Linked DNA regions of Homo sapiens: region 2 is linked to region 1. The links are chromatin contacts, found by Hi-C or POLR2A ChIA-PET in ENCODE. All regions are on one chromosome and are shown on one strand. The core of a region is the stretch at or near the end of the contact, and the rest is flanking DNA. Distances in the headings are between cores, read along the strand shown. Region 1 holds the start of ACBD3 (acyl-CoA binding domain containing 3). Region 2 holds the start of PSEN2 (presenilin 2).

Evidence for each region. A loop is a pair of places that touch in the nucleus more often than their neighbours do. ChIA-PET counts read pairs that join two places held with the same protein, here RNA polymerase II (POLR2A). Pooled maps may share reads with other maps.
Region 2: a loop to region 1 is called in a pooled map, with 2.8 times the contacts of the local background. The contact joins the promoter of PSEN2 here to the promoter of ACBD3 in region 1. A Hi-C loop is called at or near these places in 5 of 50 pooled maps. POLR2A ChIA-PET finds 5 or more read pairs at or near these places in 3 of 52 experiments (HEK293, activated CD4-positive, alpha-beta T cell and activated T-cell).

What each region holds. Positions count from the first base shown.
Region 1 is chr1:226,182,590-226,189,179 of GRCh38, forward strand. It overlaps ACBD3 (acyl-CoA binding domain containing 3), which reads right to left and starts at 4,152. Exons shown (of 8, transcript NM_022735.4): 1 at 3,801-4,152. The coding sequence starts at 4,086. It overlaps LOC101927247 (a long non-coding RNA gene), which reads left to right and starts at 5,307. Exons shown (of 2, transcript XR_001738504.2): 1 at 5,307-5,344. It also overlaps the pseudogene RPL34P7. RefSeq lists an enhancer at 1-337 and silencers at 3,643-4,122, 3,759-4,053.
Region 2 is chr1:226,866,805-226,873,394 of GRCh38, forward strand. It overlaps PSEN2 (presenilin 2), which reads left to right and starts at 3,812. Exons shown (of 13, transcript NM_000447.3): 1 at 3,812-3,845; 2 at 4,458-4,600. LOC105373119 (a long non-coding RNA gene) reads right to left here and starts at 3,746. Exons shown (of 3, transcript XR_949226.4): 1 at 3,558-3,746. RefSeq lists silencers at 3,615-4,214, 4,225-4,274.

The DNA.
Region 1 (6,590 bases), core at 2,902-5,401:
GGTGACATAGCAAGACTCCGTCTCAGAAAAAAAAAATGACAATGGCATGCAAGTCCTTCCAAGAATTGAACTCAGTTACCTTCCCAGCTCTCTCCATCAAACTGCTTTCTATTTTCCATTTTGCAAACAGACATGCTTTGACTTCTCATGGCTTTCATGGCTCTTGGCCTTCCCCCCTCTGGAATGGCATCTGCTCCCTCAGTCCTCCACACTGTACTGCAGTTGTCACTGGGTCCTTAACTCCTCTTTTGGACTCTAAGCAAAAGATAACGTACTATTCATTTATAGTTGTAACCTAATATAAAACTATCCATACTGAAAAGTCAATAATGTCTGAAATTTAGATGGTAAAATGCTAACTTACATTTACCCACATCTTCATCTATTTTACTTTTACTGTCATAAAAAATTAAGAATAGTTGACGTAATTGATTCAGTCACTGGCCTATTACCACCCTGACAAGGATGGAATAAGAAATAGGGCTTGTCATTTCCAACCCAAGCTATTTGCAATGGAAAAATATATCCATGCTTTCAAGATTCGTATTTATTCCACAGTGGAAGAGAAAATGTAATGTTCTTTCCTTTATTTATTTATTTTTTTGAGATGGAGTCTTGCTCTGTTGCCCAGGCTGGAGGGCAGGGACGAAATCTTGGCTCACTGCAAGCTCCGCCTTGAGGGTTCAAGTGATTCTCCTGCCTCAGCCTCCCAAGTAGCTGGGACTATAGGCGCCTGCCACCACGCCCAGCTAATTTTTTTATTTTTTTATTTTTAGTACAGATGAGGTTTCACCGTGTTAGCCAGGGTGGTCTCGATCTCCTGACCTTGTGATCCACCCGCCTCGGCCTCCCAAAGTGCTGGGATTACAGGCAAAAGCTACCACACCCGGCCGAAAATGTAATGTTATTTCTAATTCTCGTGAGATACTGGTATAAAACCATAGAATAGCGATTAAAAGTCCCAGCAAGACTGACAAAACACCATGTGTTCCACCAGAAAAATCCACACATTAAAACAAAGGTGCCGGGCACGGTGGCTCACGCCTATAATCCCAACACTTTGGGAGGCCAAGGTGGGCAGATCACCTGAGGTCGGCAGTTCGAGACCAGCATGGAGAAACCCCGTCTCTACTAGAAATACAAAAGTACCTGGGCGTGGTGGCACATGCCTGTAATCTCAGCTACTCGGGAGGCAGAGGCAGGAGAATCACTTGAACCCTCGAGGCAGAGGTTGCAGTGAGCTGAGATCGCGCCATTGCACTCTAGCCTGAGCAACAAGAATCAAACTCTGCCTAAAAAAAAAAAAAAAAAAAAAAACCAGGCTGGGCACAGTGGCTCACACCTGTAATCCCAGCACTTTGGGAGGCTGACGCAGGAGGATCACGAGGTCAGGAAATCGAGACCATCCTGGCTAACACGGTGAAACCTCGTCTCTACGAAAAATACAAAAAATTAGCCGGGCGTGGTGGTGGGCACCTGTAGTCCCAGCTACTCGGGAGGCTGAGGCAGGAGAATGGAGTGAATCCGGGAGGTGGAGCTTGCAGTGAGCCCCGAGATGGCACCACTGCACTCCAGCCTGGGCGACAGAGTGAGACTCTATCTCAAAAACAAAAAACAAAACAAAGGCAGCATTACTTGGCTCACTCCACATTCCATAATTCTTCTGACTGCTTTTACATCCTTCCCTTTTGTCAGTTAGTGTCTCATATACTAACAGTCTCCAATGACACATGCAGAAAGGTAGCTTTTAATTGCTACACAGCTATTTCTCCTTTTTAGTACCTGGATATTGCTTTGAGAACTTCATTTAGGAAGTGAGTGAACCACACCTATCAGTGTAGCTTTATTCTCTAAGGTGACTAACACCTAGGCCCCAAGTTATAAGTTTCCCCAGGATTCCTACCACTCAAGACACATGTTAAAATAATCTGTTAGGTTAAGACCACTGAATCTTAAATCTGAGACATCATATTTTATAGAATCCAGCTCCCTTTATACATATGAAACTGATTCTGGAAAAGTTAATTGTCTAGTTTACAAGGTAACTAGAATCCAGAGCTTCCTGACTCTCCAAACAATGTTAAGTATACTACACGTTACAGTGTTTTAATCTTTTTCTTTGTTTTGAGACAGAATTTCACTTTGTCGCCCAGGATGGAGTGCAGTGGCATGATCTCGGCTCACTGCAACCTCTGCCTCCCATATTGAAGCGATTCTTTTTTTTTTTTTAGACGGAGTTTTGCTCGTCGCCCAGGCTGGAGTACAATGGTGCCATCTTGGCTCACTGCAACCTCCGCCTCCCGGGTTCAAGTGATTCTCCTGCCTCAGCCTCCCTCAGTCCTGCAACAGAGCAGGACTCCAGCTCAAAAAAAAAAAAAAAAAGGAATTAGTTCATTTCTACTCTTACTCTCTGCTACAATATACTTTACTGAAAAATAAGTTCCAAGAATAAAAATTTAAGATGGAATGTAGCTATATGAATTGTACAGAAACCACCTGATTTTTATCAAGTGGTAATATATCATCACTACAGCAAACTCTAAATTCAAGCCGGTGATCTAAAAGTCAAATGATCCAAAACCCATTAGCCATTACCAATTCCCCAAGCTAGTTAGTACACAGAGGGCTCAACTCATTGTGCAATGACCACGAATATGTCATTGAATGTGAAATGATCAAATGTTCTGGAAAATTTATAAAACTTTCACTAGTTTGCACAATTAAAGTTATTTTGAGAGAAAACAACTTCCGTGTGTATCATTACATTGAACTACTCAACTTTGGCTAGTAAAATATGTACTCCAAAAGGTACTCCCTCTGGGGAAAGTGTCATAAATATGCTGCTCTGGAATGTACGTGGAACCTAGCAACCACTTTTAAAGTTGCATTTGCTGATGTCCCTCCCTGTCCATTCGCCCTACAAGACTAAGTATCTTTAAGAATCAAACTAACGGGCTTTCATCAGTTTTTCCCACTGACAAAAATCATGTGATTGGTCTCTCCACCATTCGACTAAGTGAATCACCCAATTAAAAAAAAAAAAAACCGCACACTACAATCTTGCTCTAAGACAAGAGACATTTAACAATTAATTATGCGAAAAGCACAGAAGGTACTGTTAGGCCTTACTCTGAGAATTCACTCTTGCACATTGCTTACAATGTAAAATTTTAACCACCTAGAAGTTACTAGAACATAGTGGACATCTCTCCTCAAGAGTTTGACAAGCCGGAGAGGATGATGAGCTTAACACTTTACTTCCTCCTCTCTGCCACATCAATCTGCCGGGGGATCAAGTCCTGTTCCAGTTTATGGTTCCCAAGAATGGCTGGAAAAGCTATGTATGGAACCTCTTGACAGATTTCTTCCACTAAGGGTAAAAATCGGCGGGTTCTGATGTGACAAGCCATGGGAAATAGGAAAAGAAAAGCGTCAGTTAAAAAAATAATAATAATAAAAGGCAATCCCAGAATGGGATCCTTTGGAAGAAAGTGGGCTCATTCTTCCACCAGGGCTCCTGGAAATCCCAGAAGCTAAATCAGGTAAAATGTCCCGGTAACCTCTGGGAGGCGGGACATGACTGCTAAACCAAGGTTGCAGGCCCGTCAGGGGTGTGACCTAGTGGCCAAGCGGGTAGTGACAAACTTCGGGTACCCCCAAGGAGGGAACCCCGCTTGAGTCACCACAGCCCAGTATGAGTGGGTGAGGGCAAGTCTGGTCCAGTCACCCTGGGGACCACAGCCCACGCCGGGCTCCCGGGGCCGGGCAGAAGCGGCGGGGGTGGGGCTGGCCCGGCTCACCTTTGAAGAAGCGCAGTGCCAGGCCGTACAACTCCTCCAGGCCGAAACCCCAGCGCTGCTCCAGCCGCCGCGCCTCCTCCGCCGCGCCCCCAGCCGCCGCCTCCCCGGGCTCGGGCTGCTCCCCTGAGGCGCCCGGGCCGCGACCGGATCCAGGTGGCGAGGGCGGTGGCAGCGGTGGCGGCAGCAGCGGGGCGCCCTCCGCCCCAGGCCGCTCCTCCGGGTCCGGGCTGAGCGTGAGGCCGTCGACGGACACCTCGAGTCGCTCTGCGTTCAGCACCGCCGCCATCTCCGGCTGCTGCACCTCCTCAGCGGGGACAGACGGCAGCCACGTATCGACTTCCTGCTGACCTCTGACCTCCGCTTACCGACACCGGAACTTCCGCTGCTGAGGAGGCTGGAGGGCTCCGGGAGAGGGGCTGAGGCCTGGCGCCCCACCCCCTCCGGAATCGTCAGTTGCCCTGGCTCAGCGACCACCCTTCAGGCTCCCCAACTCCCGTTGGTCCCGAACTCCCCTCCCCCGCACCCCATCCTTTCGGATCCCAGTTGCTCCAGGTGGGCGGGTGCTACCACCCCCACCGCTCGGTTCGGTGCTGCGGCTGTCAGTGCCCAGCAGGGGCGGGGTCAGTGGAGCCCCGCGCGGGGGTCGGAGTAGGGAGGATTGACGAGGTCGGCCAGCACCCAACCCTCCAGGTCAGAGGCCCTTCACATTTGCAGGGGCCTGCGTGGTTGGCAGAGCTCTTTTGCCCACCACCATCTCGTTTGGCCTTCACAGCAACTCTAAGGAAATGCAGGGCAAATTCCCAATTTTTTTAAAAGGGGAAACTGAGACTGCAGAGAAATTCAGTGACTTTGAGGTTGCAGACGGGGCTGATCCTGGTTTTGCAGGAAGCGCAGCTCATACAATTTGTGGGGACCCTCATTAGGAAAGAGTACAAAAAGTTACGCGCAGAAGGGTAGGAAAGTGAATGTATATTTAGAAAGAGAAAGAAAAAACAAATGATATTTTAAAAGTTAATAAAACCCACAAACATCACACACATAACCGTAATATTTTCATTGACTGCCTGATATTCTTCTACAGGGCGTCTGAGAGCCCAGAAACCTATTTTTTTCTAAAAGATTGAAGTCGCCCCCGACATTATGTATATTCACCTGTGTTTCCAGACTTTGGGAGCACCATTTATGATCATTTTTCCCACCTTTGTTTTGGCTGCGTACTTCTGATTGCCTTTTCCTATAACAATTATTTTGTAACTTTTTTTTTTTTTTTTTTTTTTTGTTTTTTGCAGACAGTCCTGCTGTGCCACCCAGGCTGGAGTGTAGTGGTGCAATTCGGTTCACTGCAACCTCTGCCTCCCGGGTTCAAGCAACTCTCCTGCCTCAGCCTCCCAAGTAGTTGGGATTACAGGTGCTCACCACCACGCCCGGCTAATTTTTGTAAACTTAGTAGAGTCAGAGTTTCCCCATGTTGGCCAGGCTGGTCTCAAACTCCTGACCTCATGTGATCTGCCCGCCTCAGCCTCCCCAAAGTGCTGGGATTACAGGTGAGAGCCACCGCGCCCGGCGTATTTTGTAATTCTCTATAAAGAAAAGAGAAAGATCAGTCTTTTCTCCAGCATGGCTGATTAAATTTGTTTCTTAATAATTGTTTATAAATTTATTTCAGCATCACAACTCATTACTGATATTGTTAACGTACTTTTTTAGGGTTATTGTTCAGTTTGGGAAACCTCTCTCAAGTTTCATGGATGTGCTATGAGATTTTTATGGCCGTTTGGCTGCTTCAGTGACAATTTTGTGTGTGGTTTTTACTGAAGCCCTAGAGAGTTTTTTTCTTTTTTTTGAGACGGAGTCTCTCTCTGTCGCCCACGCTGGAGTGCAGTGGCGCGATCTTGGCTCACTGCAAGCTCCGCCTCCAGGGTTCACGCCATTCTCCTGCCTCAGCCTCCTGAGTAGCTGGGACTATAGGTGCCCACCACCATGCCCGGCTAATTTTTTTGTATTTTTAGTAGAGACGAGGTTTCACCGTGTTAGCCAGGATGGTCTCAATCTCCTGACCTTGTGATATGCCCGCCTCGGCCTCCCAAAGTGCTGGGATTACAGGCGTGAGCCACCGCGCCTGGCCGAGGGTTTTTTTCAGGACAAGATTTGTATGCTGCATTCAGACAGGATCTCATTCATTACGGTGGATAAGACATATAACTTCACATACAGACAGACTCACTGTAGTACAACTATAAGTTTTTGTCCCATAAACATAGGGTTTCTAATCTATTCCCTTTTGCATGCTTCACATAAAAACATGAAGTATGGTGCAGTTATAATTGCAGATATGACTTAGATTCTCAGTGAGTGAGAACCTTCATTTTGATTAGGCATTGAGAGAATTGATCCCTCTCCTTATAATCTTCCACTTCTGATGGTTGGAAGCATATTTTTAAGTCTTTTAATTTTAATTACTCAAAGAAGCTTCATTTTTTATTTAGCTTTCTGACCCTGTGCTTGTGCCTTCAACACTCTCACAATGATTTTCTTTTCCTCGATAAGGAAAACATGCTTGATCCTGTCACAAACACATATAGCACACATGGAACCACCATAGGCCCTGCTGACATGGTTTTTTGTGTTTTGGACAATCTCATAAGACTTCGGGTCTTATAGCACGAACCCCTTGAAGTCTGCGTGGGTACACACCACAGTAGATTTTGGTGCTTTCCCAGCCTTCTTGGTATAAAGGTAAGCAATTATATTACCAGGGGTTCAGGACAGCCTAGTTTTATTAGAAGCTGT
Region 2 (6,590 bases), core at 2,562-5,061, 680 kb after region 1:
AATTTGTCTCTTTGCTGATATTCTGTTTATACATTTATTGTTTACCTGGCTTCCTTTAGTTCTTTGTCCATGGTTTCCTTTAGTTAGTTAAGCATATTTAAGACCATTTAAATAAACGTTTAAGTAAACTTTTAAACATTTAAATAAAAGTCTTTGTCTAGCAAGTTCAATGTCTAGGCCTCCCCAGGGATGGTTTCTATCAATTTCTTTTTCCTGTGAATGGGTTGTACTTTTCTTTTTTCTTGGTATGCTTCCTATTTTATTTATTTATTTACTTTTTGGTTAAAAACTGGGCACTTCGGGCCTGGCATGGTGGCTCACGCCTGTAATCCCAGCACTTTGGGATGCCGAGGTGGGTGGGTCACAAGGTCAGGCATTCGAGACCATCCTGGCCAACATAATGAAACCCTGTCTCTACTAAAAATACAAAAAATTAGCTGGGTGTGGTGGTGGGTGCCTGTAATCCCAGCAACTCGGAAGGCTGAGGCAGGAGAATCGCTTGAACCTGGGAGGTGGAGGTTGCAGGCTGCTGAGATCGCGCCACTGCACTCCAGCCCTGGTGACAGTGGGAGTCTCTGTCTCAAAAAAAAAAAAAAAAACAAAAACTGGGCACTTCAACCTGAAAAAGCTGATTGAAAGAAAAAAAAACCTGGGCATTTTGAATATTATAATGTGGTAACTCTGGAAATCAGATCCTGTTAATGCTTATTAAGGGCTGCAGTCTTCTGTTTGTTTAGATCATGCCTTAGTCTTTCTGGCCACCAGCCCCTATCCTGAAGCTAGTCAGGGGTCCCCAGCCACCAGTCATTTCATTAGCATACCAACAACATTCATCACACCTGAGATTCCAAAGGTTTTAGAAGCTTGTGCCAGGAACGGGGATAAAGACCAAATATTTATTTTTATTATATCACAACTTCCTAACTCATTTATTGAGTCATTATGCTTCACCTTAGGGCATATGCAGCCTCTTCACATTAGGGGAAATTCAGCCTATCAAGTGCAACACTGAAAGCTAAATAACAACAACACAACAACAACCAATCAGGGATGGGCGCGGTGGCTCATGCCTGTAATCTAATCCCAGCACTTCAGGAGACCGAAGCGGGAGGGTCACTTCAGGTCAGGAATTCGAGACCACCCTGGTCAACATGGCAAAAACCCCCTCTCTACTAAAATTACAAAAATTAGCTGGGCAGGGTGGCACATACCTGTAATTCCAGCTAACTTGGGAGGCTGAGGCAAGAGAATCACTTGAACTTGGGAGGCAGAGGTTGCAGTGATCTGAGATCGTGCCACTGCACTCCAGCCTGGGCGAAAAAGCAAGACCCTGTTTCAAAACAACAACAACAACAAACCAGGTTGGGGAGTTATTTCCCAGGAATTCTGTAGCAAGGGCTCATATGCATCAGTTAGAGTTGGACTTTGTGACCTTCAGGTGTCCTTCCTTTTCCAAGAATCGATTATTTTTATAATTCTGTTAAATGTAATTAATTTCTCAAATTTATCAAAGATCATTATTTGGACCATTATTTTCTTAGCCAAAATGCTGGCCTGCCCCAGTTCCATCCAGGGTTAATCTGCATTTAAACAGCTCTTTGAAAATATTTGGTTTTCCCCATCCATCTATGGCCAATTGATTTTTGACAAGAAGCCAAGACAATTCAATAGGAAAAGGACAATCTCTTCAACGAATGGTGCTGGGACAACTAGAAGTCCACATGCAAAACAATGAACTTGGACCCTAACCTCACACTACATACAAAAATTATCTTAAAATGGATCAACAACCTAAATATAGGAGCTAAAACTATAAAACTCTTAGAAGAAAACACAGGAGTAAATCTTCACAACCTTGGATTTGACAATGATATCTCACACAGGACACCAAATGCACAAACAACAAAAGAAAAAACAGTTAAGCTGAAGTTCATCAAAATTAAAGTTTTATGTGCATGAAAGGACATCAGAAAGTGAAAAAGACAATTACAGAATGGGAGAGAAATATTTGCAAAGCATATATCTGATAAGGGTCTAGTGTCCAGAATATATAAAGAACTCTTACAACCCAACAACAAAAAGACAACCCAATTTTAAAATGGGCAAAGGACTTGAATAGGCATGTCTCCAAAGAAGATATACAGATGGCCAACAAACACATGAAAAGGAGAATGCTTAATAGCATTAGTTATTAGGAAAATGTAAACCAAAACCAGAATGAGGTACCGCTGCACACCTACTAGGATAACAATAAAATGGAAAATAACAAGTGTTGGTGAGGATGTGGAGAAATTGGGATCCTGTACATTGCTGGTAGGAATATAAAATGGTTCAGCCATCGTGGAAACCACTTGGGGTTCCCCAAATAGTTAAACACTGAAGGCTGGGCACGGTGGCTCATGCCTATAATCCAGCACTGTGGGAGGCCAAGGCAGGCAGATAACTTGAGTTCAGGATCAAGACCAGCCTGGCCAACATGGGGAAACCCCATCTCTACTAAAAATACAAAAATTAGCCAGATGTGGTGGCACACACCTGTAACTCCAGCTACTCAGGAGGCCGAGGCAAGATAATTGCTCGAACCTGGGAGGCAGAGGTTGCAGTGAGCCAAGATTGCGGCCACTGCACTCTAGGCTGGGCAACAGAGCAAGGCTCTGTCTCAAAAAAAAAAAAAAATTGAATTACCATGCGATCCAACAATTCAACCCCTATGTATGTACCCTCCCCAAATAAAAATGGGCTCTCAAACAAATACATGTACATGCATGTTCATGGTAGCATTATTCACAAAGCCAAAAGATGCAAACAGCCCCAATGTCCATAGATGAATAAACTGTGGCATACATGATACACACACACACACGCACACACATATACATATACACACACAAACACTATTCAGTCATAAAAAGGAATAAAGTCTGTTACATGCTACCTGAGGATGAACCTCGAAAACATGCTAAGTGAAAGACACAAAAGTCCACACACTGTGATTCCGTTTATATGAAGTATCTAAAGTAAGTAAATATAGAGACAGAAGTAGACTGGTAATTGCCAGGGGCTGGGGGGGAAGAGGGCATTGGGAAGAAACTTCTCAATGGGTATGGGGTTTTTCTTTCGGAATGAGGAAAATGTTTTGGAACTAGACAGAGGTGGTGGTTGCACAGCATTGTGAATTCACTAAATGCCACTGAAATGCCCACTTTAAAATGGTAAATTTTATGTTATGTGAATTTCACCTTAAGTTAAAAAAAAAAAAGTAAAACTACTCAGACAACGCCAAATTATTGACAATCTCAACCTACCCCACAGACCCCAAATCCTGGAACCACAACCCCCTAGGCCAATTCTCAGGTCAGGCAGCAATTTATTCCTGTTCAATTTTATGCAGAGCTCCTGGTGGCTCTGAAGCGCCCTAGGGAACAGACCAGGAACATTCTCATGGTGTTAGCTCACATTGGGCCATTAGTGCTCCTTTAATGTGAGAACAACCGGGAGGAGGAGGGGATGTGGACCCAAAACTACAAGAAAGAGTGTCCTCGAAGCCTATGTCCTACCGCCCCACGCTGCTGCCAGGCCCGCAGGAAGATGACAGGCCCGGCCTCCACTCCTTCTAAGGTCGTCGCTTAGTTCCGACGTCGGGATGACCCTGTCATCCACGCGGCGTGAAGGCCACCCTCCCCGCGCGCCCGGGACTCCAGGTGGGGCCCCAGTGGACGAGGGAACGCGGCGTCGCCCACCGGGCGTGGCCTGGGCGGGCGTGGGGCGGGGCCTGGGCCGGCGCCGGGTCCGGCCGGGCGCTCAGCCAGCTGCGTAAACTCCGCTGGAGCGCGGCGGCAGAGCAGGTGAGCGGGCGGTGCCGGGGGGTGCCCAGGCCAGGGCCCTGTCGCCTGCGGCGCTGAGGGCCCGGGGTGGGGCTGCGCCCTGAGGGCCCTGCCCTGCCCTCCGCACGCCTCTGGCCACGGTCCCTTCCCCGGCTGTGGGTCTGCGGCCCCTGCGTGCGCAGCGCTCCTGGCCTCTGCGGCCAGCGCGGGGGCGGAGAGAGGAGAGTGCCCGGCAGGCGGCGGCTGGGCCGGCCCGGAACTGGGTCGTGGAAGGATCGCGGGGAGCGGCCCTCAGGCCTTCGGCCTCACTGCGTCCCCACTTCCCTGCGCCCGCCTGCCGCCGAGCCCCGGCTGGGGGTGGGCGCGGCGCGAGCGGTTAAAGGGCCGGTGCATTTAAAGGAGCGGTGCACGTGGGTCTCTGAGGCGTGTAGCAGGCGGGGGCGTTTTGTTCTTCTTCTCTCTCGCCGGAGACCTCCGTTGCGCCGAGTCCATTCGGCCTCTAGCACCGGGTCCTGGGCATGCTTTCCCCGGGAAGGAGGCGCGCGGGGGCTCTGCCCGCACGTGAGGGGCAGGGCCGCAGGCTCAAGCCTAGAGCCGGTTTCTGTTAGCAGCGGTGTTTGGCTGTTTTATCAGGCATTTCCAGCAGTGAGGAGACAGCCAGAAGCAAGCTTTTGGAGCTGAAGGAACCTGAGACAGAAGCTAGTCCCCCCTCTGAATTTTACTGATGAAGAAACTGAGGCCACAGAGCTAAAGTGACTTTTCCCAAGGTCGCCCAGGTACGATATAGCAGAGCCAGGCTTCGACCCCAGTGTCCTGGCTTCTAGATCTGCTGTCCATCCCTCCGAGCAGACCTCACCCCTGTTTATTGCCTTAATAAGTATTCCCTTTGAAAGGTATGAACGGTGTTGAGTGAAGTAACTGCATCCCTATTTACAAATGGAGAACCTGAGAGCATTCCATAGAGACGATTGTAGACTAACTTAACTCAGAAGCGACAGCCTGGGGTTGCCAAGGCTGTCTACGAAGTAACTTGATTAGGACCGACCCCAGCTTCCAGTAAGGAAGCCTCTGATGCCTCTGTAGCCAATTCTGCAGACACCTGAGCCTCCAAGGCCTTCAGCCAAGACCTTTGGCGGTAATTGGAGTCTCGGGATAAGCTGCTTCAGGTGTGTGAGCCTCAGGTTCTTCTCTCCTGAATGTGGTTGTGGGCAGCCGGTGACTGGCGCAGGTGCAGAAGGGGCCTGGTTCTTGGCCCCACCTCAGAGCTGCGTCCTCACGACGCCCACGTTGAGCCTTGGGTTCCAGGGCAGAGACTGGAGTGAGGGCTTGGGGGCATGTTGCTTTGAAGTGGGATGGATGTATCAGGTTTTTGGGGAAAACTCTGTACCCTTTGGTGTTGAAGTGCCCATGTGCCAAGTCTTGAGTCCAGCATGTTCACATGTGGGGAGTGAGTGGCTTGTTCCTGTCTATTTGAAAGAGCAGCAAGGAGGAGGAGGAGCAAGGGCTAGGGGCTGCTGCTGGGGTGCCTGGAGCTGTGGTGCATAATGTCACACCTGTCTCCCCTCCGTAGCTGCTCACCGTCCCCCCAAGGGGGGTTTGCCTCTTGCCTACTTTGGCCTTTCTCTGTTATCGATGTTAATAATGACATATATCTCGCTTATGAGTTGGTCATAATAAAAAGCTATCTTGTACAGAATATTAGAATTTAAGATCTTAAGAATTTCAATGACACTGAAATAGTTTATTATTACCTTTTTACAGAAGAGGAAACAAGTTCAGGGAGTTAAGCAGCTAGTCCAGTTATGTGGCTTCAGTGCTTTAAGCACCAGGATTTGAACATAGCTGGCTACACTGTCTTTATCTCTTGAGTTTTTGCGCAGGAGGTTCCTGTATTCAACTCCTACCCGTGTCTCTCCACTACTGCTGGGAAAGTTTTGTGGAGTCCCCATGAGCAACTTCCTGACAAACAAACAAAATTTTTTTAAAGAAACCAAAGCAGTGTGTGTAGGTCACATGCAGTGTGTCTAATGAAAACATCTCTGGCGGGTTTTCAGCTGTTGCTTTGACTTTCGGACACTGTTTAGTTGGGGACTGATAAGACAGCAAATATTTCTGCAAGTATTCCCACCTGTTCTATTCCCAGCTGCCACAGCTGCGGAAAGGCGGGGGTGAGGCTGAGAGGCCCCGAGAGGAACATTTTCCACTGGGCTCCAATCCTGGAGATGGGATGACCATCATGTTAATGTCTGGAGAAAAGAATGATTTCAGGCTGGGTGCTGTGGCTCATGTCTGTAATCCCAGCACTTTGGGAGGCCGAGGTGGGTGGATCACCTGAGGTCGGAAGTTTGAGACCAGCCTGACCAACATGGAGAAACCCCATCTTTACTAAAAATACAAAATTAGCCGGGCGTGGTGGCACATGCCTGTAATCCCAGCTACTCAGGAGGCTGAGGCAGGAGAATCGCTTGAACCCAGGAGGCGGAGGTTGCAGTGAGCCGAGATCGGGCCATGGCACTCCAGCCTGGGCAACAAGAGCAAAACTCCATCTCAAAAAAAAAAAAATGGTTTCACATCAGTCCTCAGGAAAGATCAGATGTCAGTGAGGGAGATCATTTCTTGAGAGCCTCTTCACTGAGTGGGAGAATGGGCTGCTTGTTCATCTTTGTGAAAATTCTAGAACGGGAAGAACAATTCAAAGGGTGTCCACCATTCTGCTGTACCTTAACCAGAAACTTACTGGACTCTTTTTAAAATAAAAGTAATTCA